7 separate regions of the Mus musculus genome follow, and all the other regions are linked to region 1. Evidence: chromatin loops called from intact Hi-C (ENCODE). Cell type or tissue: left cerebral cortex. All regions are shown on one strand. Region 1 overlaps Apba2 (amyloid beta (A4) precursor protein-binding, family A, member 2). Region 2 overlaps Apba2 (amyloid beta (A4) precursor protein-binding, family A, member 2). Region 3 holds the start of Apba2 (amyloid beta (A4) precursor protein-binding, family A, member 2). Region 4 holds the start of Mphosph10 (M-phase phosphoprotein 10 (U3 small nucleolar ribonucleoprotein)). Region 5 overlaps Trpm1 (transient receptor potential cation channel, subfamily M, member 1). Region 6 overlaps Fan1 (FANCD2/FANCI-associated nuclease 1). Region 7 holds the start of Fan1 (FANCD2/FANCI-associated nuclease 1).

Region 1 (4,000 bases):
CAGAAGATGCCCTCTGGTGTCTACTCCACGATCTTGCCCTTACTCTCATCCTGAAATAAATTTTCTTTGCCTGATTAGAAAGCTATCTGCCACCCATCCAAGAAGCCAGGATTGGGCACGCACTCAACAAGAATCCAGGATAATTCATTCACTCACCCTCATAGACACACAAAAGCATTCATTCACTAGTTCCCCTATGAGCACATTCATTCATTCCAAAGCCCCCAGGGAAAGCTTCTAGGATCGGCTAGGGCCTCTGCAACCGGCAATTTCAGAACTTCCCTGCCGACGCACCCAAGCTCCCTATTTTAAAGATGCCTCCCACGAGCTTTGCAGAAATATCTCCTAGTGCTGAGCCCAGTGGATGGAGACAACAACATTAAAAGGCACATTTTCAGGGTTACTAAGACTGATTGAAATCTTTGTCTCTGTAGCAAGTATCTCATCTCATATCTAAGTGCATACCTCCAAGGCAGTACCAAGGCATGCCCCGAGGGTCCCTGTGCTGGACACACTGGTGTGAGGAAGGAAGCCTTGCTCTCATCTTTGCCTGGTGAGCTGAGATGGGGAGGCACTGAGATAGCCCCCACATCCCAGCTGCCTAGCCCATCTCCGAGAGGGTTCATTTTGGAGGGCAAAGTCGAGCAGAGAAAGTTTTGGAGGCCCCAGCCGATGTGGCTTACCTCCTTGCAGTTCTCTGAGTTTGAGAAGTGGATGAGGTCGTCATTATACATCTCTTGGGTATTTATGATGTCGCTATATTCCTTCTGGCTCAGGTCTTCGGGGTTGATGCCATTGGCCCTCAGGAACTCCTGGTAAGCCACGCTGAAGGCCTGCCCAATGGACTGGGCGATCAGCTGGGCCTGTGGGAAGGAAGAAAGGCATGCTAGACCAAAGCACGGACACAGGCTCCACTAGGGGTCCATAAACCTTCATAGGGGTCCTCGTTTGGACTTAAAAGACTGAGGGAGTGACTGTGAGCTCTAGGCTGGCAGAAAGCTGTCTGCCACTTACACCCCGCCTCAGGCCACCATGATGAGCCTCTCTGCTGTCCCTGCTACTTCATGTCCAGACACTGGGACAAAGCAAGGTTTTTGTAAAATCACAGAAAATGGTGCTTGCTAAATATCAGACTTTCTTGCTTTAATTAGAAACTGTAATGTATTCTTATTTTTACCTATTTTATTCTAAAAAAAAAAAAAGACCCAAAAAACAGAACTGAGGCCCCACTCCAACCCCAGAAGTATCACATACATGGTTAGCTGTCTGTTTTATCCCCCCAGAAGTACAAAACCTAAACATAAGGAGACGAGTGCGTGTACTACATTGCTATGATATGAGACGGTGTGCAAGCTGAGGGTTACAGGACCTGGGACCCAGAGCAGACTCCACGCCACTGGGGACATTACTTCTTTCTATGCCAGCAGAAAGAAGCCTACGGAGGCCTGGACACTGATAAGAGATAGCAGGGCCTTCCTGCCTGCAGTGTAAATGGGACAGTGGGAGGCAGGCTCTAAGGTGGACATCTCCTTAACCACATCAAGCATGCTCCAAGCTGTGCAGCCTCAGGAAGGTGTGGAAACTCTCAGTGCATAGGAAAACCAACATCCCCCTCCCTTGCCCCAACCTCCCTGCTGTGTAAGCCCCACCCAGTCCAAGTCCTCCTTATGTCCCTCCTCCCACACACCGGCCATTGAGGGGCCTCTGCCAGGTAACCCTGAAAACCTTGGTTCAGTATGTTTTGAGAACAAAGGGGCTGGCTTCAATTCTTTTCTCCCTCTGCACAATATGTGATTTAGGTGCTTTTAAATGAGTAAGCTCATCTAAAATTAAGCTGGGCTGGATCACATCTTAGCATGAGGTAGAGGGCTTGCTTTAAATATGGACTGATTCTAGGTTGAACTGCCTGCCCAAATCAGACCTGAACAGCTCAGAGAAAGGATGCCGCAATGCTCTCACTGTTCCCACATCTGCATGCTAGCAGCGGGTGGATGTGGTGGCCCATCAACCACTAGGTGGCGCTGTTGGCTCAGATAAGGAAAGCAGCATTTGAGGGTCTCTCAGTAGTAAACCTGCAAAGTGGTGACTTTGGAAACCACAAAGGAGGGAAGGTCTTAGAGAAGAACCACAGATTGGAGGGGCTGCCCTAACTGATATCTCAGTGCCCCAGCCTCCAAACCCTGTGTCTCCACCTGGGAAGGGCGGAATGACTGCATCAGACGTCTTCACCATGAAAGCTCCAGACTGGGTTCTTCCCACCTCCCATCCTCCTACCTCCTCTTCTTGCAATATTATGCCTCCTCCTCCTCTCCCTATGGAAATGCCCCGAGACTTAAGTCAGCTAACACATTAGAATGATCACCCTCTTCAAGAACAATCCATGGAGTTTGTACTTCCTGCTGTCTCTGCTTTCCCCTTTTGTCCCTACCTCCCCTTACTGTCTCCCACCTGCCCTTACTGTCCCCACATCTCCCCTCCCCCCACTGCCTTCCCACCCTGCCCCTTGCCCTTGTGTCCTTGGTTCCCTCCTGCCAGAACAGGAGCCAATTCAAAGCCAATTCACTAGCTAAGGCACAATGCCAGCCCATCCAACAGGCGTCTCTTGCCTGTTCCAGCTCACAGCCAGGCCTGTGGGCACAGGCTGCTAAAGACCCCATATGGCCCGAGGGGTAGGTGCAGGAGCCTTGGTGCCTGGTGGCCTCCTGCAGGTGGGAAGAGGTCATGCCTAGCATTACTCTTCCTGGCTCTGTCACCTCCATAGCAACATCCACTCTTCCTTTATCCCTAGAGCACTGAGTTCTGCCTTGCAGAGGGCTACCCAGGACACAGCAGGACAGGCTACCATCATGTCCTCTCTCTCAGCAGCTGCTCCGGGTACCTGACATTGATGGAACACTTTTCTCTCACTCCTTCACGTCTATGTAACTTGGGTTCTACCTTCACTGAGTCCCAAAGATGTCTGCACCAGCTGAACCAGGGCTCCTCACATGCTTGGCTCCTCCACAGTCTGCACGTGAGCCTTACTTGATGACTCTTGCTCGCTCTCCCTATCACTCGACACTCACCACACTGGCGCTCGGAGACATCCCCAAACTCCCAGCCATAAAAACATGCCTGCCTGTCTGTCCACAGATCTCCATGCAATGGTGGGAAGTGTAAGACTGTGCACCGTCTGGTAGGGCTATACAGAAATACTGGTCTGTATAAAACACCCCTTGCTCCAAAGCACTTTCCACTGATGCCTTAGAAAATAAGGAACACGGTCCTCACACACTGCTTTGAACCTTGCTTTCAGATGAAGATTCCCTCCTGGGTTTCAGATCGTGAAATGTATGGATCCTACACTGACGTTTGTGAGTCCTTCGGTGACCAAGCATGCCTTGGCCCCTTGGGTGATTCCTGATGTCACAATATTGCCACCATTGACAAAAGCTTGGGATGGCCTCTTCACAGAAGGAATAGGTCAACAGAGAAAAGATAACAGCCCAACTGCAGTCTTTCAGGAAGGCTTGAGGAAGGTCAGCCTTCAAGGGCCTCAATCAAGATGCTGGAGTGTCACACCCTACCCCACCCCACCCCACCCCAAAGGTCACCTCTAGTTTTGTTTCTGTTATTAGAAACAAATATTTATTTTCTTTATTCTTTCTTTCCTTCCTTCCTTTCTTCCTCCTTCCTCTCCTTCTCTTCCTCCTCCTCCTCCTCTTTCTCTTGGCAGTTCTGTCTGGCAGACATGATCCCACTACCTCAGCTTCTGAGGACCTATGATTACAGGCTTCTACAACCCTAGGATCTCTTAGTGGATCCATGATATTTAAATTAAAAGAAAAAGAAAAACCATGTTGTAACTTTTTACATCATAACAATGTTATATGGCAAGATGACACAGCAAAGGCAGAGCCCACCCAGTCTCGGAACAGGTGCATCTTTCCATGCAACCTTGGCAAGCAAGCATGTGCATTTTAATAACAGAAAACTTAGGCAAAGATGAACTTCATTTAAG
Region 2 (4,000 bases), 180 kb after region 1:
TCGGGGACCACCCCACCTACACCCACCATGTCCTGTGCCAAAGACTGTCACCCTCATCCCTTATCAGCGGTGCAGATGATCCGTGGCTTTTTTCCTGGGACTTGACAGTCCCCGCCCCTGCTGTTTAGAGACTTTGCTTTTTAACTTCGGCTACTCACAGTCGGCTGCCATCTGAAAATACCAATTGGGAGATTCCAGAAGCGAACACTTAGAGATTATGAATGAACTATAGTAATGATTGGTTATTCGTTATCGTTAGTCTCCCACTGTGCCTAATGTGTACCTCACTCCGAAGATGTGCAGGTAGCACTGTCAGTGGCCTCAGGTACCCGCAGATCACCCTGGGTGCTAAGGATGAGCAAGCGCTGACTGCTAACCAGGGAAAGGAGGCTGGATTCCATGGCTGCCTCCTACTGCTATGCTGAGACCTGGGAGTCAGGCAGGGAAGGGCCAGCTGCTTCAGACCTGTCCCAGAAGCCCCTTTGCCAGCACAGAAACTCTCCCACGGAGACTTCCTCTATGTGAGCATCTGTGCATTTAAACACAACTTCCCAAAATACATACTTGCAATGATGCAAATAAGATTCCAAATACATAGAGCTAAGAGTGATGCCGTTATTTTAAATTGCTGTTAATTCCAACAGAAATAAAAACGTTCGCATCCCTGAGCCAGATGCAGGCAACACCCTGGTTAACCCACAGACACTCTGCTGAACTGAAAGAACCCTCCGGGCCCACCGAGGAGGAACGGCTCCTGAGCCTAGCAAGCCCAGCAGTGAATCTAGAAGTGACATTTTGTGCCACCTCCACAAAGTGATGCTAGGCTGCCTCTCCAGCCACATGCTGAGAGAGAGAAAGCCATCCCAGAAGGGCTGGTGACTACAGCTTTCAATAGTGATAAAATGAGGTTCTAGACGTGGGACAGGAATGCCAGGTCACCCTATGAGCCCTTCCCCAGAGAAATAAGGGACAGGTTGTAGATGTGCATAACCTCCCATTTGTGGGCCTCCTTGGGGACTAGGAGTTACAGAATAGACAGCTCAGACAGTTCTCCTGGGAGGCCATGTGGTGGGACACAGTGGTCAGTGTGGCCCATGATGATAACCTGGCCAGCAGAGGCAATAAGCACCAAAGAGCCTGCATTCCCAATGTCCTGGTCCAGAGACTTGCAAGGAGATAGGTGGCCCAGGGGGGGAGACAGGGGCTTTGCTTTGCCTCCTGAGTCAGACTTCTAGAGGTACCTGACAATTGCTAAGTCCCCAGTGTCTCATGGGCCACTCCTAAACCTCTAGAGAGGTAGCACCCAGCCATATCCTGCATGGTTAAAGAGCCCCTGTCTAGAAAGACTGTGGACACAGAGTTCTTCTAAGCATCTCAAAAAGCCAGCCAAGAGGCTTCCGAGGGATCTAGGGGGGACACAGCAAGCATGAATATCAGGCTCAATATGTTCTCAGCAGGATCATCTCTAGGGTGTCTCCCCCAAAAGAAGCAAGAATTAAACACCTGCTGGATACTAAAAATAACAGCATGGACATCAGGAGCCAGACTGCCTTTTCTACAGATACCACACCCTCAGCCTCATCTATAAGCAAGATCAGGTGCAGGTCTGATGACAAGAAGGGATACAGTTAAGGAGGGGAGGGACACACACACACACACACACACACACACACACACACACACACACTGCTTTCCAGGACAAAGCAGGCTCTAGCTAGGGAGGAGACTTGGGGTCTCTGCAATCATCTACCATACCACTGGACACCATTTCCCTGAGCTGGAAGAAGCTAAGACTCTCATTTCATACCAGAAAGCTCCAAAACCCATCTGACTTCCCTAGTCGGGGATGTGTGTGCCTACAGGGCATGTGTCGAGACACTGTGGGGTGGGGATGCTGCTTGAGGCTCCTTTAGTATCCAGCATAGTGGATAATAAATGTGACACAATAGAAGGTGCAAAACAGCATCAGATAATGACAGCCATGGCCCTGGGGAAGCACTAGCAGGAGACACTAATGCTTCCCCAATAAAGCTCTCAACCTGGCATCCACTAGCACAAAACTCCACATAGGCAAGGTATTCACAGGGACTGACCCAGTCCTGGCCAGAAGCACAGAGCTCTCCCTAGTCTCTGCCACTGGCTGAGCAGGATACAGGGATCTGCGGGAGGATGCTGCTGAAGCCCAGAGGTCCCTGCATTGGAGCTGGGCAACAGGCAGGGGCATGGCCCACATAGGCAGAAGGGCTGGCCTCATGCTCCGGTTTCCTGTGCTCAGGGACGGCAGCTGTGCTCCTCAGCCACGGTGGGCGGCAGAGCCACACTTCCTTGGTGTGATCTGGACTTTAGGGAGATGTCCTTCCTCCTCTCTCTGTGGAACTGGGAAAAATAATTAAGAGGAGAGCAGATGGCAAGCACTTCAAATCTGTTTGTGAGAACTAAATCAACAAGATGTGGGAATCTGGGAGAGCTTGCTTCTCTGGATGAGTGGGCACCCCACGCTCCAATCCCCAAAGCAAGGCAGTGGGACTGTGGACAGGGTGGGCGGGAGCATACAGTGAGAGGGTAAGAGCCCAAAATCCAGAAGCAACCATAGAAAAGCCACCTTCTCCTATGGCAACCAGGCTGCCTGGAAGGCTACAGAGGGACCCTGGCTTCAGCACCACCACAGGGCACACAGATCAACGTGCCTAGTGAGAAGCCAGCTACTATAGCCCTGCATCTGGAATGGTGATTGTAGGCTAATTCTTCTCCTCCCTGAGACCGGCTGAGAACCTCTGAGAACCTCTCACCCACAGGCTCTCTTAGTACCTGGGAGTGTGTACTTTATAGAAAAAGGAGGTTTATTAAGATCGTAAGTTTAGAAGCATAAAGTCCATGGCTGGGGGATCTATCTTCCAACCTCAGATAAGTACACCACTGACAGCATCAGAACAAGGTAGAGCAAAGGAAAGAGCTGCATGCAGATGAGGCCACACATATCAGGTAGTTACTTTACAGCAGCCACTGTCACAAGAACTATGTAGAGTACCATGAAAATGACATTAATACCTTCTAAGCACATGTTCCAATTATGTGATATCCTCCCAGTAAGCCCCACCTCTTAAGTTCCACCATCTCTCACTGAAGCAACCAGCATTCGCTCAGGATAACCCAAGACCAAGTTCTTGGCAAAAAGGAATTTATTTTCTCCAGAGGGACAGAGAGCAGGGAATAAGAGAGGAAGATGGGAGATAGAGGATGAGAGAGAAGGGGAAGGGAATAAGGGAGAGGGGAAAGAGTGTTTGTCCAGGGTGGGGACAAAGGACTCCCTCTGGATAGAGAGGAGAAAGAGGTGGCGCATAGGCAAATGACAGTTTATAAAAGCAAATTGGGAAGCCCCGTGTTAGAATGAGATGTTTAATTTTGATTCTGCATGTTAATTAGGTGAGTCAAAGGGGGCTTTTGATTGCTGGACTACAATACTTTGATAGCTGACCTTGGTAGTCAGCCTCAGGAGGAGGGAATTGCCAAATAAGGAATGGACCTTAGTGGCTAGCTTTAGAAATGTAATTTAATGGTTTTTTGCAAGGCAGAGGAAATGGGATGAAGGGCAAGGCCTGCCAGAGCCATGCTTGCCATGTTCAGGCTGGCTAGAGTCCCTCCCCTCATAGACATCAGACTGAGGCTCAGTCATCCAACACATGAATTCCAAAGAGAAACCATACTGGAAACACCGAGCAGTCAAGTTCACCAAAGCCATCAACCACAGGAGAAACCCTCCAATTAGCAGACCACGAGTCTTGGACCTGTTGGTTGGCACTCAGGGTACTTTCATCGAGAGCTTGTCAGACCCTCATATAAATGTACAGATAAGAGCCAATCTTCAGTGGAAATTCTGTGCTCTGGAACTCGTTTGGGAATAGGTGACAAGACAGAAAATGGAGTCAAGTAAAGAACACAGATCCACATCTAGAGACTACCATATCCAGGGATCCATCCCATAATCAGCCTCCAAACGCTG
Region 3 (4,000 bases), 240 kb after region 1:
AGGAAGGAAGGAAGGAAGGAAGGAAGAGAAACAGAAGGGTGTTATGCCAACTAGTTAACAAGCTACCACTTGGGTCTGGGGTTGCCTCACAGGGGAAAGAAGAAGGCAAGCAGAAGTGAATGGTCCTCAATGTCGGCCCCTTCCAGCACAAAGACTCAGGCTCACACCCACTCACAGACCATCTGATTCAGTGCGGCCCAGCACCCCAGACATGGAAAAGCAGCAGTGGGGTAAGTCTACTGCTGCCTGACACCCGAGAGATGAGAAAAGCTGGGGGTGGGGGGACATGGCTATACCCAGCTCAGAGACTGTCCCAAGGACAAGCGGACAAGGACTTGGTGGTGCCATGGAAGGAGAGGTGTTGGTACCTCCAGCTCATAGCCAGTTCCACGACCCACTAATCCCTTCCATGTGGCTTGGAGTCCCTGCAGGTTCTTCGTCTGTGTCACTCACCCCTCTGTTCCAGAGCTCCAAAGTTCAGGAGACCCTCTGCAGCACACCATGACCACCCAGCAATCTGAGTGCAGGACAAAGTCACCCAGCCACTCTGCCCTGAGTCCCCTGCCTCAGATTGCTGCTGTCCAGGAAAGCCCCATCCTTGCCTCTTTGGAGGGACCGGGCCCCAAAGGGAGCCTGCCCATTGGTTCTTGGCACCTGCAGATCAGTACTTCAGAAAAAGTTGTTCACTTGGACCCTTAAAGCTTACGGGTCTTTGTTTTCGAAACCACTATCCTTCCTCAAATCTATATCCATAAAGGAAGAAGGGGTCTTGGGGTCTAAGGGGACCGGGACAAATCAGTTCAGACATGAAGAAAGGCCAAGAAAAACAAGCAAGGTTTAAGAACTTCACCGTGCACAAGGCCTGAGTGAGCTGGCTTTATTTAAATTCGAATTTAAGTTTGGCCTCTGTCAAGTCACATACAAATAAACAGATATTAAAGAATTAAAAGTCTTCCATAACTGAATTCTAAGTTAAGACTAGTAGGCTTTATTTAAGGCGCCTACAGCCAGGGCAAGCCCTTGCAGAGCCCCACTGGTACCTGCTCCTATCCCTACCGCACTCAGGGGAAGTTCACCCACAGCTTTGGCATATAGAGGCCTGCTGCCCATACTGCTCCCTGTGAAAACAAGGCTTGAAAAAAGCTGGGATCAATGTTCCCCTTCATCCTCCATACCCAAGTCCCCTTGCCGGGCTCTGCCTGCCAAGAGGAAGCAGCCAGGATAAGGGGCATGTCCCCGCCGCATCCCCCCAGAGAATACGGGGTGTGGAATTTTTAACTGAGTTTCTCCCCCGGGCCTCATTATAAAGGGAAAGGGGAGGGAGGGGTACAGATCAAAGACCGGTTGCCTGGAAGCAGCGAACCCAGCAGCGACCCCAAACTCCCGAGTTGCCGCCCAGCATCGGGACTTGGAATCAGTGCCAAGCAGCTCCCCTCTAGACAACCCCCCCCCCAACGCAATAATAGGGGGACCCAGACGAGTGACCATCTCCTCTGGCCACACCAGGTAGCCCCGCGCCGCCGCTTCGCAAGCCCCTGATAACCTAGCGGCCAGCTGATCCCTGCCGCGCCCGGCCGCTGGTCAGTGGCTCGGAGGGTCCGGTGGGTCCGGAGAGAGAGGGGCGCTGGTCCGTAGCACCCCCCGGTCCCAGCGGTGGCCCGCTCTGTCGACGATGCCCCTCTGCCTCTCCAGAGCCCCACAAGGTCCGAAAGGGAGCGCTGGGACCACAGCATCCGCGCCCCCCACTGCGCCCCGGCTCCCCCCACGCGGAACCGGGCAACCCAGGCTGCTGCCGCGGAGACTCTGGCGCCCCGGGCCCCACTTACCTGCGCCCGCGCGGGTTGCGCGATGCGCCGCCGCCCCCGACTGGGTCGGCGAGGCCGAGAGCGGGGCGCCGCAGCAGCTCTTTGTGAGCCCGCGCCGAGCCGCACACCGAGACTGCTAATGAGCCCGGGAAGCTGGATAGCGGCGGGCGCGCCCCGGACGCCGCGCACGACACGCAGGGCCGCCTCTACCGGGCGCACGCGGCGCGGCCCGGGAGCACCCGCACCCGCACCGCCCTATCCGCCGCCACACCGACCGCCCCCGCTCCTCCTGCGCCCGGCCACGCGGGGTGGAAACGCTTTCTAAAGAGACCTTAGGGAATCAAGGGATTCAAGACCGCGCGGCCGCGCAAAGCGCAGACAAAGATGCTTCGGCGCCCAGCGCGGCGCCTCCGGGTGCGGCGCGGGGACAGCGGCGGGGACAGCGGACGAGCCCACCTGGGACCTGGGTCCTTGGGATACGGGCTGAGATAGGCTCCGCGAGTCGCGGTGGCCCCTTGAGGAGCACACAGGTTCCTGGGAGTGAGCTGGGACCGGCCAGTTGGGGAGCCTTAACAGTCTGGTCCTGGGCAGGCAGAACAGGTGAAGGAGATGCTGCCGGTGCCCGCACCCTGCCCCTGACGCCGCGCTGCCCCCTGGCGGGCTCCGGAGAGCGTGCGGCGCTGAGGGGCTGCGGCGACCGCGCCCTGCTCTGCCAGCTCCGCTCTATGCGGAGCCCCGGCCGGCCCGAATCCCTTGACTCTCTAGGGTATTGTGGCCCCAGAAAGCCTTTCCTGAGGGGCAAGCCTTGTCCTGCTTCCCCACAGTCAATCACCAGAAGCCTTCTGGCCACAAGGTCTTCTCACCCGGTCCCTGATAACCACACACAAGGTCTTCTCACCCGGTCCCTGATAACCACCGAGTCTCTGATACCTGTGTTGCCTGGGATGTCCAGAAGGGAGAGGGCCCCAACCTCTAATACCCCCAATGAGAACCAGTTGGCTACCCTCAGTAAGAAACAAACCTCTTGAAATTCTTGAACGTTGGGCTTTATTGTCACCTTTGACCTTTCACTCAGCCCTATGCATTTGTGGCAACTTGCAGGTTTAAGGCACACAGGGTGCTCTGTTTTAGGGAATGGGGGGCTCCACTTCAGCCCCCAAATGCTTCCAATTGGCCTGGTTCTCCCTCTTCCTCTCTCTCTTCCTTCAGTCCTAGCCTGAGATGAAGGCCAGGTGGCAGAAGATCAGAGGAATGTCACCAAAGGAAGAGGAGGGTGAGTGGGGTGAGAAAAGAACTTCCTGATGCCCACAGTGACAGAGGTGACCCCGAGAAGGGCCTGGAGAAAAACTGAATACAGGGGCAGACCTAGTAAGGACCTCCTAGGCCTGGGACCTGTCTGCCTCCCTCTCTTTCACCCTCCATTACCCCACCCCCCACCCCTACCTCACCAGTCAATAGCAGAGCAGCTCTGGCAGCTCAGGGACCAAATAGGTCCACCCTAGAGCCATTCTTCCTCCTCCTAGAGCTGACCATTCCTTCTTGCTTGTTGTCCATCACCTTAAATATTCTATTGACCCCCCTGACAAAAAGTTCAGCTCAGCTCTAAATGCAAAACTGTTCCATTGCACTGACTGCTAAGTGTGAGATCCAGATGTGTCTGTCTGCTCTGCAGGGCACAGGACATTGTGCACACTAGCAAGCACTCCACCTCCCTACCTGGACCTTGCCCAAGTTAAAAAATAAAATGGGCAACTCACAAGAAAGGAAATACAAACGACTTTTAATCTCTTAGCACTTCTATTACCCTTTCAGGGTGTGTGTGTATGAGTGTGTGTGTGTGTGTGTGTGTGTGTGTGTGTGTGTGTGTGTGTGTGTGAGTGTGTGTATGTATGTGAGTGTGTGTGTGTGTGTATGAGTGTGTGTGTATGTGAGTGTGTGTGTGTGTGTATGAGTGTGTGTGTGAGTGTGTGTATGTATGTGAGTGTGTGTGTATGAGTGTGTGTGTGTATATGAGTGTGTGTGAGTGTGTGTATGTATGTGAGTGTGTGTGTGTGTGTATGAGTGTGTGTGTGTATGAGTGTGTGTGTGTGTATGAGTGTGTGTGTGTGTATGAGTGTGTGTGTATGAGTGTGTGTGTATGAGTGTGTGTGTGAGTGTGTGTATGAGTGTGTGTGAGTGTGTGTATGAGTGTGTGT
Region 4 (4,000 bases), 350 kb after region 1:
AGCATCTCAGCTACAGTCTCAGCCCAGATTCTCAGTCTTTAGTATCATTAGTATGTCTGACGAGTAATGCCTAATTTCTGAGAGAGAGCTTGCTAAGAGAGGAGTGATTCTGCTTTAGTAGATATTTACAAAAAAACAAACAAACAAACAAACAAAAAACCCAACGTATGATGAGTGAGCTAAGAAGGTGGCTTATATTTGACCCGGCATATATACAACAGGGAGTATTAGCAAAACTCCAGCATTAACTGTTAATCAGAAAATCATTTTCACTTTTGTGCTCTGGCTTTTGCTACAATATACATACACACAGTACTAAGGTGTTTTTGTTTTTGTTTTTGGACAGGGTTTCTCTGTATAGCCCTGGCTGTCCTGGAACTCACTTTGTAGACCAGGCTGGCCTCGAACTCAGAAATCCACCTACCACTGCCTCTGTGATTAAAGGTGTGCGCCACCATGCCCAGCTTTATTTATTTATTTTTTTTGCGCGGGGGTGGGGGGGTGGGGGGGTGGGGTGTTTGTGGCCCATGACTTTGCCTTGGAGACTTGTTTGTTAATGCAGACGAGGAATTTTGTGATTGACTGGAAAGGCTAGAGGGTTCCACAAAAACCAAATTCAACCTAAGAGCAGACTTGGAAAGATGACTAGTTTCCACAGGTGAGCAGACAGAACTCTCCAGGCCTTCCAGTTCATTCGCCTAACACCCTTTAAGCATGCTAGCTAATGGATTTGTCACAATTGTAGCAGAGTAACTCTGGAACCATACTGCCGTATATTTTCTTCCAGGTAGACAATCTCAGACTGAGGGTAGTAACTGCCATCATGAAGAAAGAAGAAAATGGAAGAGAAAGTGAGACAGGCGGGAAAGTTGGGCATCTGTCACCAAGATTCTGCTTATCGATAAAAGAGATGGAGGTCGAAAGAATTCAAGGAACTTACAAATCCTTCCGCTTGTTCCTTTCCTGCTCATGTCAGATGAAAACATTTAGTGTGGTACGTGTGTAAAACAGGCTTGGAGTCACTTTCAGGACTCGCCACTTTGCTCTTTTCTCCTATCTCTTAGAGCACACATATAATAAATAACTCAAGTCCCCTCTAGATTTACTGCAAGTCCTGACTTGCTGTGTTCCTAGGCAGATTACCTGTTTGGTCCACGTTTGCCAAGGGCAACCCCTGTGCACAGAGGACAATAAGGAACTCCCGTGCTAAGAGAGTGCAGCTCCGGGAGCCCAACACTTCAGACCCAGGCCTTGGCCACCCGCGGCCTCCCGTCCAGCGTGCCCCGCACCCGGAGCCCCTGATGGTGCCCCGTATTCACCTGTAGCGCCCGCAGCCAACGCGGCGGCCTTCACTACACGCCTCATGTCCAGAAGCTACAGGCTTGCACAGCGACCTAGGGCAGAGACAACTGGGAGAGTGGGCAGGGGGCGGGGACTGAGGCCCGGGGCGTGTCAAAGCTGAAGTGGGCGTGGAAACGGGGCAGGGACGGGGCGCGAGTCCGGGGTGCCCAATACCCTTCAGGGAGCTAGACCGCTGAAGAGAGCTGGGCGAGCAAGGGGCGGGGCGTGAGACCTGGGGCGGGGTCACGAGACGCGGAGCTTGACTGACGGCGGGACGAGCGGGGGAGTGGCGGGTGCGGCGTGAAGCGACCTTCTTTTTCGTTACATTAAAATACTTATTGTATCGAATGCAAAAGCAGAAAGCAATCACGCGACACCACTGTGGTCTTAGAAATACAAAACATTTGGAGAAAGTGCCAAGGCGCTTGAGATGACCAATGGCTCTTTTCGGTGGTCTGCCCCACCCCTACGCATGCCCAATAGAAGTGTTTGCGGCTATAGGCCGGAACCTGTGTGTGGCGGAACTTTAGGCTCTGAGCTTCAGGTTGCATAAGGCGTGTGTTTGGCGTACTGCTTCCGGCCGGCCGGCCGGCTCGCAGCACTCGCGTGGTGCCGTAGTGTGTAGCTATGGCGCCTCGCGTGTTTCGTCGACAGACTCTGGAACGGTGTCTGAGGGAAATCAGGAAAGCCACCAACCGACCGGAGTGTTTCCTCACGTAAGTACAGATCCAGGTCTGGGAGAGAGCAGCGCGCATCTCACCGGTGCTGGGCGGGCCAGCATATGGCAACTTCTGAAAGCCAGGAAGGGAAAGTACAGGTCGCTTAGCCCCAACTTCAGACAGTTTTTGCTCCGTTGGCCTGTCAAAATGCTAAAAGTAAAAGCGGCTCGGTGCAGATTTCCTAGTTGTGGGCTATTGCACTAAGCCCAGTTATTCGCGTCCAGAGAGGCTCATTGAGGGCGGAATATGCTTTCTGAATTTGTCCCCAAAATACACACTGAAAGTACGTACTTGTTGCTTGTCAATGCATTTTCATGACTTGTGGTGGAGACCCACAGCCAGACAGTAGACGAAGCTCGGAGAAGCCCGCAGAAGAGGGAGGAGGGGTGACTGTAGGAGCCATAGGGGTCCCAGGACACCACAAGAACATGGCCCACAGAATCCACTAACCAGGGCTCAGGGAGGGGCCCACAGAGACTTTACTGGCTATCAAGGAGCCTGCGCTGGTTAGCGCTGGGTCCTCTGCATATATATTGTGATTGTTAAGCTTGGGATTTTTGTGGAACTTGTAGCAGTGGCAGTAGGCTCTTGGAGCTCTTGTACCCCTGCCGGATTGCCTTGAAATGAGGGGTTGTGTTTGGTTGATATCTCTGGAAGCCTACTTTTTCTGAAGAGAAACGGAGGAGTACTGTGGATCTGGAGGAGGTGAGGAGGGAGAAGAGGCTGCAATTGGGATGCTTTGTAGGAAAGAAAAATAAATTTAAAAAAAATAGGAGAGACTTCTTTCTTCCCAGCACTTTGATTAAGTTCTGTAAAATTATGACTCTGACTTATTATTTTTTAAATATTTTTTATTATTACGTATTTTCCTCAGTTACATTTAGAATGCTATCCCAAAAGTCCCCCATACCCTCCCCACTACTTCCCTACCCACCCATTCCCCATTTTTTGGCCCTGGCATTCCCCTGTACTGGGGCATATAAAGTTTGCGTATGACTCTGACTTATAATGAAAATCTTAGCAACAGTATCACAGACTCATTGTGTCCAAAATAGAGCTCCTTACCCCCTCCTGTACTCTTCTCTCCCCTGAAGTCATTTCCCTGTTTCCATTACGTTTACGGCCCCACGAAAAGGCAGTTCTATCATTTCATTTATTTAGATTCAGCTAGTCTGCTTCCTTGATGCTTTCATTTTTCTCTGTCCTATTTTCTCTATCCCCTTTAGCATCCTGCCTACGCTATATTTAGACACTGATTCCTAGTTGTCATACTGACTGCGTCTCCAACATAAAAATCCTTTGCGATGCTTCATCAGCTTTCTAACAACTCAACTCTATCGTGCTTTTTGTTTCCACATTGTAAATTATCATTTCAAACTTCAGCCTGCAACTCTGTTCTCATTACGCTTAAAGTGTTCCTGTCTTAGAACTCTGCGTGGTTTCTGTCTTGCCACCCCCCCCCCCCCAGCTTCTATAACCTCAGCCGTACACTCTGCCTCCTCAGTCACACTACAGCTGTCTTGGTCTTTCTGTTCTTCACATTGTCTGAAAACCAGAGTTATGTGTTTCCACATCTGTACAGGATACTCTATTTTACCTGTAGGTCTCAATCCCATTTCAGATATCATATCCTTAGATAATTTTTCTCAAGCTTAAAGCCAGGTGGGAATCACTTGCCAAACGACTAATAGGTGAGGAGTATGTATGATGCAGATTTGAGGATTTAAGGCTGACTTCCTGGGTATCTCCAGGCAAGTAGATGCGTAAGCTTCAGTATATACAGCAAAGTCAGGTTTTTAGTTTTTACGGTCTGGCTCATCAGCAGGGTACTGTTGGGAACTAGAGTCTGTACTTAAAATTGATGCTTCATTTACATTTTAATTTGCAAATACGATATGTCTTTTTCTTTTATTTAAAAATGCTTGATGCTATTGTGTATA
Region 5 (4,000 bases), 580 kb after region 1:
TCGTCACCTTCACAGCTGCAGAGGCTGGTGGGAAGGGTGCGAATATCTGCATTTCTCCAAAGGTATGTGAATGCCCCAAGTTGAGTCCCAGCATTTTCCTGTTTCCTTGGGTTTCTGGGCAGTTTCTTGAAAATCTCAAAGGGTACACTGCAGAGTGTAGTTCACAGTCCTCTGTGGAAGTCATTACATGTGCATTTCTGAGTCTGTCACATGAGGATCGCCTTGTGCAACTGCCACCTACCTGGCTGCAGTTCTCTCTCCCTCTCCCCCCCCCCTCCCCACCCTGTGTGTGTGTGTGTGTGTGCTAGGAATCAGAACTAGGACAAGTGCTCTCCCACTGAGCTGGTACCTCTCTGTAGAAATCATCTTAAAGGCCTGAATTTCTGGGGAAGGCAAGATTCAGACAAGGAAATTCTGAATGAAGGCCAACAGTTCTGCAAGAGAAAGGACTTGGGGTGGGGTGTGCAGAGGAAATGACAGCAGGCAGAGCTCTGTGACAGCTGAGGACAGACAGGCAGCTGAGGGCATCTCAGGACAGCTTTAGTTTGCTGTTATTCCTGAGCCTACACAACTAGACCTCCTACAACTGCCTGTTGGCAGGCAGGGGGTTGCCACAAAAGGGGTGGGCTAGTGAGGTGGAGCCTCTCGACCACGTCCGAGAGAGGGAGTGGAGGGCGATGTGTAGCTTCTTCCTTTTGACTGAAATGCATCTCTCTGGTGTGCTGGGATGCACACCAAACTCACAAAAAGCCCTATCTCTGAGGCCCTCAGTGAAGTTACAACAGCAGTGGACAGTTTCTGATGGCTAGGAGACTCTTTAGGGCTGTTGCCTGCAAGTCATGCAAGGACTTTAGGGGTGCACCTTTGTGAGCCCTCACCTATGTTGGGCAGGCATTTCTTTTTAAAGTTGTCTGACTCACCTGTGCTTCTGCAAGTGACCCCAAGAAATTCAGCGGTTTACCAGGCTGAGATTAGCTGGAATTATTACTCTGGCCTGTTGTTGCTGCCTCTTTCTGTGGAAACTGAAATAGGCTCCCCAGGAGAAGTCATGTGCACCAGTGGTTCTCAGAACAAGTAGCGGTTGTGGGATTAGAAAGCACAGTTATCAGGCGTCTGGGCCTCCTGGGATACAAGCTAAAGTGGTTTAAATGTTAAAGGGAGCTTTTGCTACCAGGTGGCCTCAACAGCTGGTGGGGTATGTGCCAGGAATCCATCTCATTCCTCAATGGGGGGAAGAAGAACTGAGTTCTCTATCTGAGAACCATGAAGCCAGCTATGCTGGCTAGTTTTATGTCAAGCAAGAGTCATCTGAGAGGAGGGAGCCCCAATTGAGAAAATGCCTCCATGTGATCTGGCTAATGCGAGCCTGTAGGGCATTTTCTTAATTAGTGATTGATGTGTGTGGGCCCAGCCCACAGTAGGTGGGATCACCCTGGCATGGTTGCTTAAGTGATGGAGAACCAGCCAGTAGGCAGCACTCCTCTATGGCCTCTGTATCGGCCCTTGCCGCCAAGTTCCTGCCTTGAGTGCTTTCAAAGATGAACAGTGATGTGGAAGTGTAAGCAAAATCAACCCTTTCCTCCCCAAGTTGCTTTGGCCATAGTGCTTTTTCACAGCAATCAAGACCCTAAGACACCACCTATGCATTACTCAAAACCCAAGCAGGCTCTGGGCTTAAATCAGGCCAATGGTATCATCAGATGGGCAGCTGAAGTATGCTGTCCTATAGGGTTCTGTACTTGGAGTGGCCCTGAATCCAGTTCCATATTCTACTGCTGTCTTAAAATTTTTGAAAAAAAAAATTAAAACAAGGAAGCACACCTATTGTTTTGCGGTCCAGCCAACAAATGTTACAGCAGATCTCTGATGAAAATTCCACCAGTGCCAAACCCAAGGGAGTCCACCAAGTGCCAAAGGCTTGCCTGCAGTTGAGGTGGTGGCCTCCTCTAGGTCTTGCGGGGTGGAGATGATTCCAGCCAAACCTCTGACAAAGTCCCTCTGTCACAAGCAAGTATCCAAGCAAGTGACTCATGAACCTTGACTGGCTGAGCGGCCTGTCTACCCTGGGCCAGTTCAGGAGACTTCCTGAGTGTAGGGTGTCTCCTGCCATAGAGGCTTGGCAGGAGGGCTAGGAACCCTTGAGCCGCTGTTTTTCTAGCAACAACAGTACCCCAGCTTGTGCCAGCTGGTCAGCCTGTCCAGCCAGGAGACCTGGCACCCTTCACCTCCCTTCAATGGCCCACCTTTCTCTCCTTACTGCTGAGCCCTACTCTGCCAGCTCAGCGCTCTGCTGCCCTCAGCTGGCTGTCTTCAGAGCCAATCTGACCCCTAGCTGTGGTTTGCTTCTATAAAAGTTATTTTTCAAATTGCTGCTCTTTTTTTTTTTTTTTCAGTCAAAATACCGACCTGCACAATGTCAATTTGAACTTGCACAAAGCAATCCCATTTAGTCCTAGGGGTTTTATAAGTAGGGGTGGAAAGCCATAGGAGAGTGAAAGGCATTAAGAAGGATAATGCTAAAACACATTCCGTGCCTGCTGTAGAGAGCTCCAGAGGTCTATGGTGGCTCTGGGGGACATTGGTACCTCACCATGGCTCAGAAAACTCTGGACAGTGCGTTGTGGCACCCACAACGTACCCTAACAGAGCTCTTTCCACATGCTCTGTGGGCTCCTGGAGCCTTTGCTATCGTGTGTGTGGGTTTGGCACCCCAGCCCGTACTCCTCCATGTCACGGCATGGGGCCTCATCTTCAGCAAGTGTGTATTTGGGGGATACAATTATTCTTAAGTACCCAAGGGTGACTGGTCACAGGACTCCAAGGTCTAGAAAATCGGCAAGGGCTCAAGGCCCTTGGACAAGATGAGGTTGTGTGCGCACAGAACCTATGTGCATCCTTTAAGACATAGCTTGATGACATAGAATATTTACAAGAGCTTACTTGCTCTGTGTACATATTTGATGAAGATGCACATACATGTATTTTGGCAGTGCTAGGTCTTGAACCCAGGTCATCCCACATACTAAGTCATGGAGCTCCAGCCTTATCCCTAACTATCACACAAACCATGTTATCCTGTACTGTTTAGGCGACAGCAATAAGAAAAAAGAGTCTGTTTAAATTCTTACATTCAAACCTGTGAACATAAAGGTTAATGGCACATTAGTATGATTTCCCTGCAGGTCTAGATAAAGGTCCTTTTTGGAGCCACAGGGCTGCCTGGGCCCTAGGCCACCATCTTAGGACCCAGAGTTGAAAGGACCTGCACCTGTGCCTGCCTGGCAGCTGGCCTTTTGCACCAACAGCTGTTTGCTTGGCCAGGATAGGAAGATGAGGTGAGCTAGAGCAGAGAGAAACAGTTATAGATCATGTGTTGGTAGAGCATTCACTACATGGCTACTGGTGAGTGGGAATCATTCCAGGGACTTCATCTAAGCCCCAGGGATGTGGAGTTGGGGCCAGTGAGCTAGGTTCCTAGGAGTAAGAACCCTTTGTCCCTGGCTGCTTTTACATCTTCGACACCAGGCTTGGCTCCCCCGTCTCCCCTTGTCTCTCTGAGCTGCCCATGAGCTCCATTCTCACCTCTTCACGGAAATGACTCCTGACTCCCAGCATCACAAAGTGATGGGAGCTGGGTTCATCGGCAGGGCCTGCTTTTCCGGGATCAAAGTCTTATCGACAGCCTTTAATCACATGAAAGCAGATATTCCCAGGGCATTAGGCCCCACCAGATGCTGTGCGCCTGCCTGGGCCATTAGGAGATTATGCTTGGACCCAGCCAGCACTCGGCACCCATGGCTTGGGGATGTGGGACTCTTGATCGTTAAGCCGAGGACCCAGCACTCTGGGTACCTGTGCTTTCTCCTGCCCTCTCTGTAATGGCCCCTAGACTTCTTTGCTTAGGAATCTCCTCTCCCCAAGCAGATGTGATGATCCCTTCGCATGGCTCTGCTGACCTCAGAGCACATCCTCCTGGCTTGATGCTCAGTCATGCTGGCAG
Region 6 (4,000 bases), 390 kb after region 1:
CAGTGATGGAGCGTTATTCACACAGGGATGGAAACCTGGAAGTTAGGTCCAGCTAGCTTTCTTCCCGGCAGGCCAGAGCCTGGTACCTTGATGTGAATGCTCTTGGTAGCTGGAGGGCTTGTTTCAGCCAGGCTGAGCAAGCCCTGTTCACTGCATCCTTTTGTACCATGGAAACAGGCCACAGGGAAGGGAGCCAGAACTAGGAGGGAACAAACAAGGCCCTGCACAGCTCTGGAGTTCAGGATAGAACACAGCCACAGGCTACAGCCACAGCCTCCCGGTTGGCAGGAGGACCAGTGTGCCAGCATTTGACTCCCACGTTGCTTTCTCCCCTGTGCTCCCTGGGAGCTTTGCTGCCAGTGTGAGCATGATAGGAAGGCGGAAAGATGACCACATAGCTGTCTTCCTTTGCTGGGCTGTTTGTGGCTGTGCAGAGACACCCAGCTTAGAGAGAGGAGCTTGATAAAGCAGCACTCGGGGACACAGGTCTGAAGTTTATACCAGGACCTTCCTCTCTCCACACCGTGCTGCTGCCTTGCAGTGGCCTAGGACCCAGCTGTTCAATGAGGATGTCTCCTGGTGATTGTGTCTTCAGCACGAGGAGGCACCAGAACTAGGTGGTCTTTACAGATGACGGTTTCCGTAGAAGCCTTGCATATCAGCAACACCGTAGTAACCTCATCAGGCCAAATTGGCTTTATGAATGGTGAGCCCTGTGAATGGAAAGAGTGTTGGGTAAACCTGAGGCTGCGGGGCTCTCTCAAATGCCTGGCCTTTTGTCATTCCCTCTTCGGGAATCATTTCTTGTAGGTTGCCAGAGGCCTGTGCCAGAGCCTGCTTATTGAGAACCACTGCTCTGTGACCTTCCAATGCCCATTTGAAGTTTTCTCCTTAAATAAAGCTTCTATGTGCAAAGAATATAGTGTGAAGAGCAAGCTGGAAGTAGCATGTCTTTCAGACATTCTAATATCTCAGTTCTTTCCCTGAAAGAGAAAAATTTACATTAGGTCATCATGATATTCTTTTTTATTATTACTATTAGATATTTTCTTTATTTACATTTCAAATGTTATCCCCACTCCTGGTTTCCCCTCTGAAAACCCCCTATCTTCTCCCCTCTCCCCCTGCTCAACAACCCACCCACTCCCACTTCCTGGCCCTGGCATTCCCCTACCCTGGGGCATAGAGCCTTCACAGGACCAAGGGCCTCTCCTCCCATTGATGACCGACTAGGCCATCCTCTGCTGCTTATGCGGCTGGAGCCGTGAGTCCCTCCATGTGTACTCTTTGGTTGGCATCACAATTTTCTTAAACAACCAGATAAAGCAGGTGTTTTTCTCCTCCTGTGGCGCTGCTGTAGGGATTCATGGAGAAGGGTCCACCTTCAGCACCCTGTGTGGCCTCCTGCTGTGGGATATCATCTTCATGGATGGAATACCAGACGTCTTCAGAAATGCCTACCAGGTAACTCCTAACACCATCGTGCCAGGGCCTCTCCTCTGTATGCCTGTGCCTCACGCCTTCCTCTGCACCAGGGTCTCAAGCCAGCAGCAGCCTGGCATTTGGTCATCTTTGGGCTTTACCCTCAGTAGTACTAATTGCATTGGAAAAAAAACCTTTTGTTTTTAAACAGGAACTAGTAGATCTTAACCCCAAGCCTAGTTTCCCTTCAGTATTACATTTGACTCAAGCACCGAGAACCCTGAGCTGGGCACCTGGCCTCATGCCAGCATCCAACCAAGCGCTCTCACACACAGTCCCACCAGCACCGGATGGAGCTCAACCAATTCCACTCAGGGCAAAAACAATCACTAAAAACCCAGGCTAAGATTCCTTGAGTCTGATAATTTTAACTCATCTCTTCTGAGGGGGAAAAAAATGTGTCAGCCAATTGGCCAGCTTCCAGATCTCCTGGAACTCCAGCATCCCCTGTTTTTAAGCGCCCTCCCCAGGCATGTTAGGAAAGTTCCCTTTCTCTTCCACACAGGCATCCCCACTGGATTTGCTCACGGACAGCTTCTTCGCAAGCAGGGAGCAGGCCCTGGAAGCCAGGCTGCAGCTGATCCACAGCGCCCCTGCTGAGAGCCTGCGGGCCTGGGTGGGCGAAGCATGGCAGGCCCAGCAAGGCAGAGTGGCCTCTCTGGTCAGCTGGGACCGCTTCACCTCCCTACAGCAAGCTCAGGTACTACTTTCCCGCGATGTGGTCAGTCATCCCTTCACAGTGCTGGCTGCACTCTGGCAATTGTAGAAGGTCTCATCACTCCTGAGTGCTGAGTCACACTCCCTCTTCGTCAGATGTGCCACAGGATGCCCGCACCAGGCAGAGGTTGGTAACTGACCACGGAGAGCTTGCCTATGGGCTTCTGCTAGCCTCTCTGGAGCCTGGTCGGCAGCAGAGCTACTTCTGGGGTTCCTGGGGCCCGTGTTTGTTGAATTGTACTGGTGTCCTCTGATGGCCGCTCAAGCCCATCTTGGTGTTTCTGTCCTCAAGGTGGCTAACTCTGCTCTTGTATCGTGCTTAGGATCTTGTCTCCTGCCTCGGGGGTCCTGTCCTCAGTGGTGTGTGCAGGCGCCTGGCTGCTGACTTTCGGCACTGCCGAGGGGGCCTCCCAGACTTGGTGGTGTGGAATTCTCAGAGCCACCATTGCAAGGTCAGTAGAGAACACCATTTGTAATTTCAGCAGCAGCTATGTCACAGTTCACGTGCTGGACATTTTCTTCTGACTGTTGGAAGGATCAAATTCCTTGATAGCCACCAGGCTGAGGAGCTGGGGTGCAAGCAAGACAGGCAGTCTCATGTCAGCCCATCATGGAGGTGATAGTCGACCAGTACAACATTCTGTTACTAGAACAAGCCACTAGCTGCGAGGCACACTTGCCCCTCCTTCCTTCCCTTCTCTCCCCTTTTTCTGACTCAGATTTCATCCTAGTCTGATTTATCTTTTTATTACCATAGTATCTTTTGATGACCAGAGTTTTAAATTTTGATTAAATTCAGTGTTCTTTAGTGGATCATACCTTTGGTGTGAGATATCTGATCTGAAACCACGAAGAGGTTTTCTTATGTTTTGTTCTAAAAGTCCTGTGTTTACATTTTATATATTTTGTGATCTGTTTAGGTCTTTCTTCTGTCTGCCCGGGATGTGGGTTTTTTGTTTTGTTGGGGAGTAGCTGACTGTTGGTGCCATTGGTGCTGCCTCTGCTGAGAATATTTTTGTTCCTCATGCAGTAGAACTCCAGAGTTACTGAGTGAAGAACTGAATTTATATATTCTTTGGCCTGGGCTTCTGTTTCTCCCTTAATGTTTAGCTATAAAAGTTACCTAACTTCCTGGCTTCTTTATTGCTGAAATGTTTGCCCTGTAGGTTTGGGCATAAGATCTCCATGAATGCCAAGTTTCCCACACTGGCTTTTTTTCTGGTATCAGACAGAATCTAACACTGTGACCTTGAAAGAACAGCCTCCTCCTTGCCAAGGTCCACTTACTCTCATTTATGTAAGCTTCCAGGTCAGAGGTGAGCTGCCTCTGGCTGGTGAGCCTGACTAAGCGGTCCCCCATGGTACCCAGAATAAGATCTGAAAAGCAAGCACTTTACTGACTGAAGCATTTCTCCAAGCCAAGAAGCATATAATTGAGTCTTATGTGTGTTGGGGGGAGGGGTGCTCACATGTATGTATGTGGGTACATATGTGTTCGGGTGAGTATGCCTATGGAGGCTTGAGTTTGACACTGGGTTTCTTCCTTGATGCCTTTCCAGCATATATGTCAAGGCAGGGTCTGTTAAGAGAACCACATGCTCAGCAGTTTAGCTTGTCTAGCTAGTTAGGCAGCTTGCTCTGGGAACCCCATCCTCACTTCCTGCATGTTAGCATTACAGGATGATTGTGACCCCTTGTGGTCCTGGGTTCTTGAAGAAAGCAGGCTGAGCAAGCCATGAGAGCAGTCTGTAAGCAGCGCCCCTCCATGGCCTCTGCATCAGTTTCTATGTCCAGGTTCCCA
Region 7 (4,000 bases), 370 kb after region 1:
AGGATTTTCCTTAGCTCCATAGTGAGTTAGACACCAGCTTGGATCACACTAGACCCTAGAAGAACAAAAACCAAATAATAGAAAGCGTGTGGGTTTTTGTGGTTGTGAAACAGGCCTGAGCTTCCACACCCTCTCCCTGCACTGGTGCTCTCCACTTTCTCACCGTGTTTCCTGCTATGAGAAGCACCCAGAGCCTGCCGCTTTGCTCATAACCAGCTGTCTGTGTACATAGTGCTTTGACTTCTTGATTTTCTTCTCCCACTACTGTGTCTTCTTTCACAAAACAGCACCTTCATGTGTGTGGCTTACACCTTCCCCTGTAGTTTTGGTTTCTTTAAAAATCCAGTTAGGTTATATGAATATGTTTTTGTTTTAATCCCAGGTGTGGGATACGGGGCTGCTTCAGATTATATACAGCTGTGAAATATTACTGTCTTCTGTTGGGGTTAGGGGGATTTTACCAGTTGCAGATAGTTTACTTCTGGGACTCTGGAGAGGGTCTAAATGCCAGAGCCCGGAGAGAGCCTGTGGTAGCTGCTGCTCCCCATGCTCCTGCCTCTGCTGCTGTTGCATCTGCTATTGCTGAATTGCTGGTTTGCTGGACTGCTGGATACTCTGATGAAGAAGGATGGACGACCCTCAGCAACAGAAAGTAGCCTATAGAAGTCTATGCCTCCTTTCCCCTCTAATATTCTTTCCTACCTAGCGTTAGGGAGGTGGAAGGGAGAAGGGTGGAATAAGAGATGGAACTGAGGTAAAGATATGAGAACCTAATGATGTAATACAACAAATACGCCAACATTTTCCCCTTTGTCCATTACGTTTTCTTCTTTCTTCAGTCCCATTTGCTCCGGCCCAAAGATGTATTTACTGTTACATGTAAGTACACTGTAGCTGTCTGCAGACACCCCCAGAAGAGGGCGTCAGATCTCCTAACAGATGGTTGTGAGCCACCATGTGGTTGCTGGGATTTGAACTCAGGACCTTCAGAAGAGCAGTCAGTGCTCTTAACCGCTGAGCCATCTCTTCAGTCCCAGCCATTATATTTTAACACATGAGTTTGGGGGCCATTCTCTGACTATGGCCCCACTAATAGGACATTTAAAAATCTCCCCAAGTTGGTGTTTGTTTCTGAGACAGAGTCACACTATGCAGCCACAAGAAGCCTTGTAGACCAGGCTGCCCTCCATCTCAGATCCGCCTGCTCCTGCCTCCCAAGTGCTGGCATTAAAGGTGTGTATCACCACGCCCAAAAACATCCTAAATTTTATTCAAAATAGGATTTATCTTTTTCCTCTGAATAAATACTTTTGAGTAATTATCTCATCTCCCCACACTTTAAGGTGTTAGTTTTAGCAGTGATTTAACTATTACATAGTTTGTATTTTTGTGGAAATTTTAACAATTTGCTATACCAGGCTCTTGTATGTGCACATAGTTAGGAACTACATTTTAAGTCTAATCGGACTAGTTTTACCTTTAAAGTATATTAATCATGACCATTTCCTGTCATTATTGACCTGATTTATTTGGTTTTTCTATTTATTTTCTCTCTGTTCATCTAACTTTCTCTGGTCCTTCTTTCATGTCAAGTCAAACTAATCATAAAATATTTATCATGATTAGCGTATCATAGCGTTTCATTAATTTTTAGTTGTGTTAGGAATGCTGGGTGAGATGACGGCATGGCTTTAATCCCAGGACTCTGGAGGCACAGGCAGGATGATCTCTGAGTTAGAGGTGATCCTGGTCTACAGAGTGAGTCTGTAGGTCTACAGAGAAACCTTTACTCAAAAAACAAAACAAAAAGGGATTACCACCACAACGGTTAATGTTCTGCTACCTTAGTGTAAAGCTCTTGAGGTAGTAGAGTACAATCATGTCACAGTTTCCTCAGTCTACACACTCCATTTCTCTTTTGGTCCGCCTTCTGCTCGATCACTCTGTCCTCCACTAGCTGAGCCTTGGAGCGAAGACGCGGGGATCGGCTGGGGATGCCTGTAGCGCCTTGCTCTGGCTGGTCCGGGCTGCGCAGAGCGACTGCCCGCCTTGTGGCCCTTTGAGAGCGACTCAGCCTGTTCCGCTGCAGTGAGTTCAGGGGAGTCTGAGCGAGTCAGCGTCCTCTTTTTAAGACAAACGGTTCTTAGAAAGGCCCTGAAAGTAAGTGCAGCTTGGTCCTTCCGAAGCGAGGGACACAGAGCATGCGCGGAGCTGCAGGTCCGCTCCGATCTGTATCCACTTCAGGGTTCTCGTTCCAGAAGTTGCCATTCTACGTTTCAGTTGTCGGCCGACCCCGTAAATGTATAAAAATATTTTTAACTCATGTATTTTATTTTGTAGGAAGAAGTTGAACGAATAACGACATCAAATGCTATTTCACTTTGTATTAGTTCACGGCGAGAGTAAAAGTAACCCTTTAGGGTCCTTCACCTGGGGTGGCCGCTGTATTAACTGATGAGGAGGTAGCAGGGACCCTTTTTTTTTGTTGTTGTTTTTACTAATTCAAGCCAAGTGAATGAAAGTAAAACATTTCGGTCCTTACCTGAGATGACCTGATTTTCTTCTTGGGTCGCCCACTTTCTCTAATAGTCATGCCGTCACAAAGGAAATCACCTGATCAAAAAAGACCCCGTAGAAGCTTATCTACCAGCAAAACTGCAAAAAGCCAGTGTCATTCGATTACTTCGTATTTTAACAGTGCACCACCTGCTAAACTTGCATGTTCAACTTGTCATAAAATGGTGCCCAGGTATGACCTCATTCGGCACCTTGATGAGTCTTGTGCTAACAACGGTGTTGGTGATGACGTTCAAGTAGAGCCTGCTCAGGCTGGATTAATGAGTCCAACTGTGCCTACATCAGATTTACCCAGTGGTCCTTTAGAGAATGTGACACCTCAGAAATTATCACCACCAAAGAGAAGTTTAATTTCTGTCCAATGTGGTTCAAAACTGGGCATACAACAGCAGACCAGTCCCTACTTTAAAGATGCCTTAGTGTCCAAAGATCAAAATGAGCTTCCAAATCAGAGTGTAGAAATTATGCCTTTGGGAAGTCTGACATCGAAATTGTCCAGACGATACTTAAACGCTAAAAAATCACTCGCTAAGAATGAGGGACTAGCCAGTCAGTGCCCACAGACTTCTCCGTCCACACCTGGCACCAGCCTGACTGATAACTGTCCAGAGATGGAAGACAAAGATGAGGTTTTGAACAGTTCCCAAAAGGAAAACATTTATTCATGTGCACCTCTAAAAGAAGAGAATGCTTCAGAACAGAAGGTAAAGAACAATAAAATAACGGGAGATGAAAGCCAGAAAGCTTCCTGCGGGGAGCCAGCCCTCACCCCTGCATCTGCAGAGCATGCTTCCATATTACTGTCCTCAGATTCAACTCTCGTCAGTAACACGAAATCCTCTCCGGGAGACACTCTTGTAAAGCAAGAAAGTGCCAGAAGGGCAGATGTAGGGCTTGCTGAGCCGCTCGAGGTGCGCAGTCACAAAGAAGTACAAATGACTTTCGATGCTGCGGCCAAAACGCTGGTGTCTGGGGAGGCAGAATCAAATGGTCCTACCGATGTTGACATGTCTGACATGACTACGTGGAGTAACAACCAAGAGCTTGTCAGGGAAGCTGGCAGTGTCTTACACTGCCCTCTGGAGCAGGGGTCCAGCTGCGGTGGCCCCAGTGAGACAGCTCAACTGGCACTGAGTCACCCGTACTACCTGCGGAGCTTCCTGGTGGTGCTGCAGGCCCTCCTTGGGAACGAAGAGGACATGAAGCTCTTCGATGAGCAGGAGAAGGCGATTATCACCAGGTTTTACCAGTTGTCAGGTACCTTCGGCCTGTTGGCTTTCAGAGCTTCCTCGTCTGGTTTGTGTGCCATGGGAGGGCCAGTAAGTAGTCTGATGACCACCACGAGGAGTCACTGTGGGAGTACTGCGGGCTGGCTCTCTGTGTCAAGGAGAGGCCCATTTAAAACCAGTTCTTGTGCCTGGTG

Evidence for each region. Hi-C counts contacts between places; a loop is a spot of excess contacts. Peaks named below come from ENCODE experiments on the same cell type or tissue, not always from the same donor. Only the 100,000 strongest peaks of a DNase experiment are listed, where the experiment ranks them.
Region 2: a loop joins it to region 1, with 2.7 times the contacts of the local background. A loop is called at or near these places in 2 of 42 quality-filtered maps.
Region 3: a loop joins it to region 1, with 7 times the contacts of the local background. A loop is called at or near these places in 17 of 42 quality-filtered maps.
Region 4: it touches region 1 in a loop (6-fold over the local background); 6 of 42 quality-filtered maps call a loop at or near these places.
Region 5: a loop joins it to region 1, with 11 times the contacts of the local background. A loop is called at or near these places in 18 of 42 quality-filtered maps.
Region 6: it touches region 1 in a loop (6-fold over the local background); 2 of 42 quality-filtered maps call a loop at or near these places.
Region 7: a loop joins it to region 1, with 3.0 times the contacts of the local background. A loop is called at or near these places in 2 of 42 quality-filtered maps.

Annotation. Positions count from the first base shown.
Region 1 is chr7:64,740,123-64,744,122 of GRCm38, reverse strand. Apba2 (amyloid beta (A4) precursor protein-binding, family A, member 2) reads right to left here. Exons shown (of 15, transcript NM_001291166.1): 11 at 684-863. Among named protein-coding and RNA genes, the nearest start is that of Nsmce3, 130 kb to the left of the region's middle. In left cerebral cortex, a CTCF peak has its summit at 2,016 (motif pointing right); DNase peaks (open chromatin) are centred at 1,713, 2,059, 2,238, 3,070 and 1 more place; H3K27ac peaks cover 3,333 bases.
Region 2 is chr7:64,563,542-64,567,541 of GRCm38, reverse strand. All of the region lies in intron 2 of Apba2 (amyloid beta (A4) precursor protein-binding, family A, member 2), which reads right to left. Among named protein-coding and RNA genes, the nearest start is that of Apba2, 63 kb to the right of the region's middle. In left cerebral cortex, no CTCF peak of the experiment used is centred here; DNase peaks (open chromatin) are centred at 513, 776 and 2,463; H3K27ac peaks cover 3,375 bases.
Region 3 is chr7:64,500,080-64,504,079 of GRCm38, reverse strand. Apba2 (amyloid beta (A4) precursor protein-binding, family A, member 2) reads right to left here and starts at 1,942. Exons shown (of 15, transcript NM_001291166.1): 1 at 1,827-1,942. In left cerebral cortex, a CTCF peak has its summit at 2,461 (motif pointing left); DNase peaks (open chromatin) are centred at 234, 1,261, 2,031 and 2,403; H3K4me3 peaks cover 3,009 bases; H3K27ac peaks cover 3,166 bases.
Region 4 is chr7:64,390,163-64,394,162 of GRCm38, reverse strand. It overlaps Mphosph10 (M-phase phosphoprotein 10 (U3 small nucleolar ribonucleoprotein)), which reads left to right and starts at 1,927. Exons shown (of 11, transcript NM_026483.2): 1 at 1,927-2,057. The coding sequence starts at 1,969. It overlaps Mcee (methylmalonyl CoA epimerase), which reads right to left and starts at 1,541. Exons shown (of 3, transcript NM_028626.2): 1 at 1,320-1,541. The coding sequence starts at 1,365. In left cerebral cortex, a CTCF peak has its summit at 1,901; DNase peaks (open chromatin) are centred at 949, 1,551, 1,798 and 2,424; H3K4me3 peaks cover 2,641 bases; H3K27ac peaks cover 1,846 bases.
Region 5 is chr7:64,163,371-64,167,370 of GRCm38, reverse strand. All of the region lies in intron 1 of Trpm1 (transient receptor potential cation channel, subfamily M, member 1), which reads right to left. Among named protein-coding and RNA genes, the nearest start is that of Trpm1, 12 kb to the right of the region's middle. In left cerebral cortex, a CTCF peak has its summit at 2,315 (motif pointing left); DNase peaks (open chromatin) are centred at 76, 492 and 2,261.
Region 6 is chr7:64,347,499-64,351,498 of GRCm38, reverse strand. It overlaps Fan1 (FANCD2/FANCI-associated nuclease 1), which reads left to right. Exons shown (of 14, transcript NM_177893.4): 11 at 1,361-1,464; 12 at 1,988-2,182; 13 at 2,523-2,651. Among named protein-coding and RNA genes, the nearest start is that of Fan1, 25 kb to the left of the region's middle. In left cerebral cortex, a CTCF peak has its summit at 1,957; DNase peaks (open chromatin) are centred at 213, 1,897 and 3,216; H3K27ac peaks cover 1,751 bases.
Region 7 is chr7:64,372,095-64,376,094 of GRCm38, reverse strand. It overlaps Fan1 (FANCD2/FANCI-associated nuclease 1), which reads left to right and starts at 2,039. Exons shown (of 14, transcript NM_177893.4): 1 at 2,039-2,160; 2 at 2,341-3,834. The coding sequence starts at 2,592. In left cerebral cortex, CTCF peaks have their summits at 909 (motif pointing right) and 2,028; a DNase peak (open chromatin) is centred at 2,056; H3K4me3 peaks cover 1,210 bases; H3K27ac peaks cover 1,108 bases.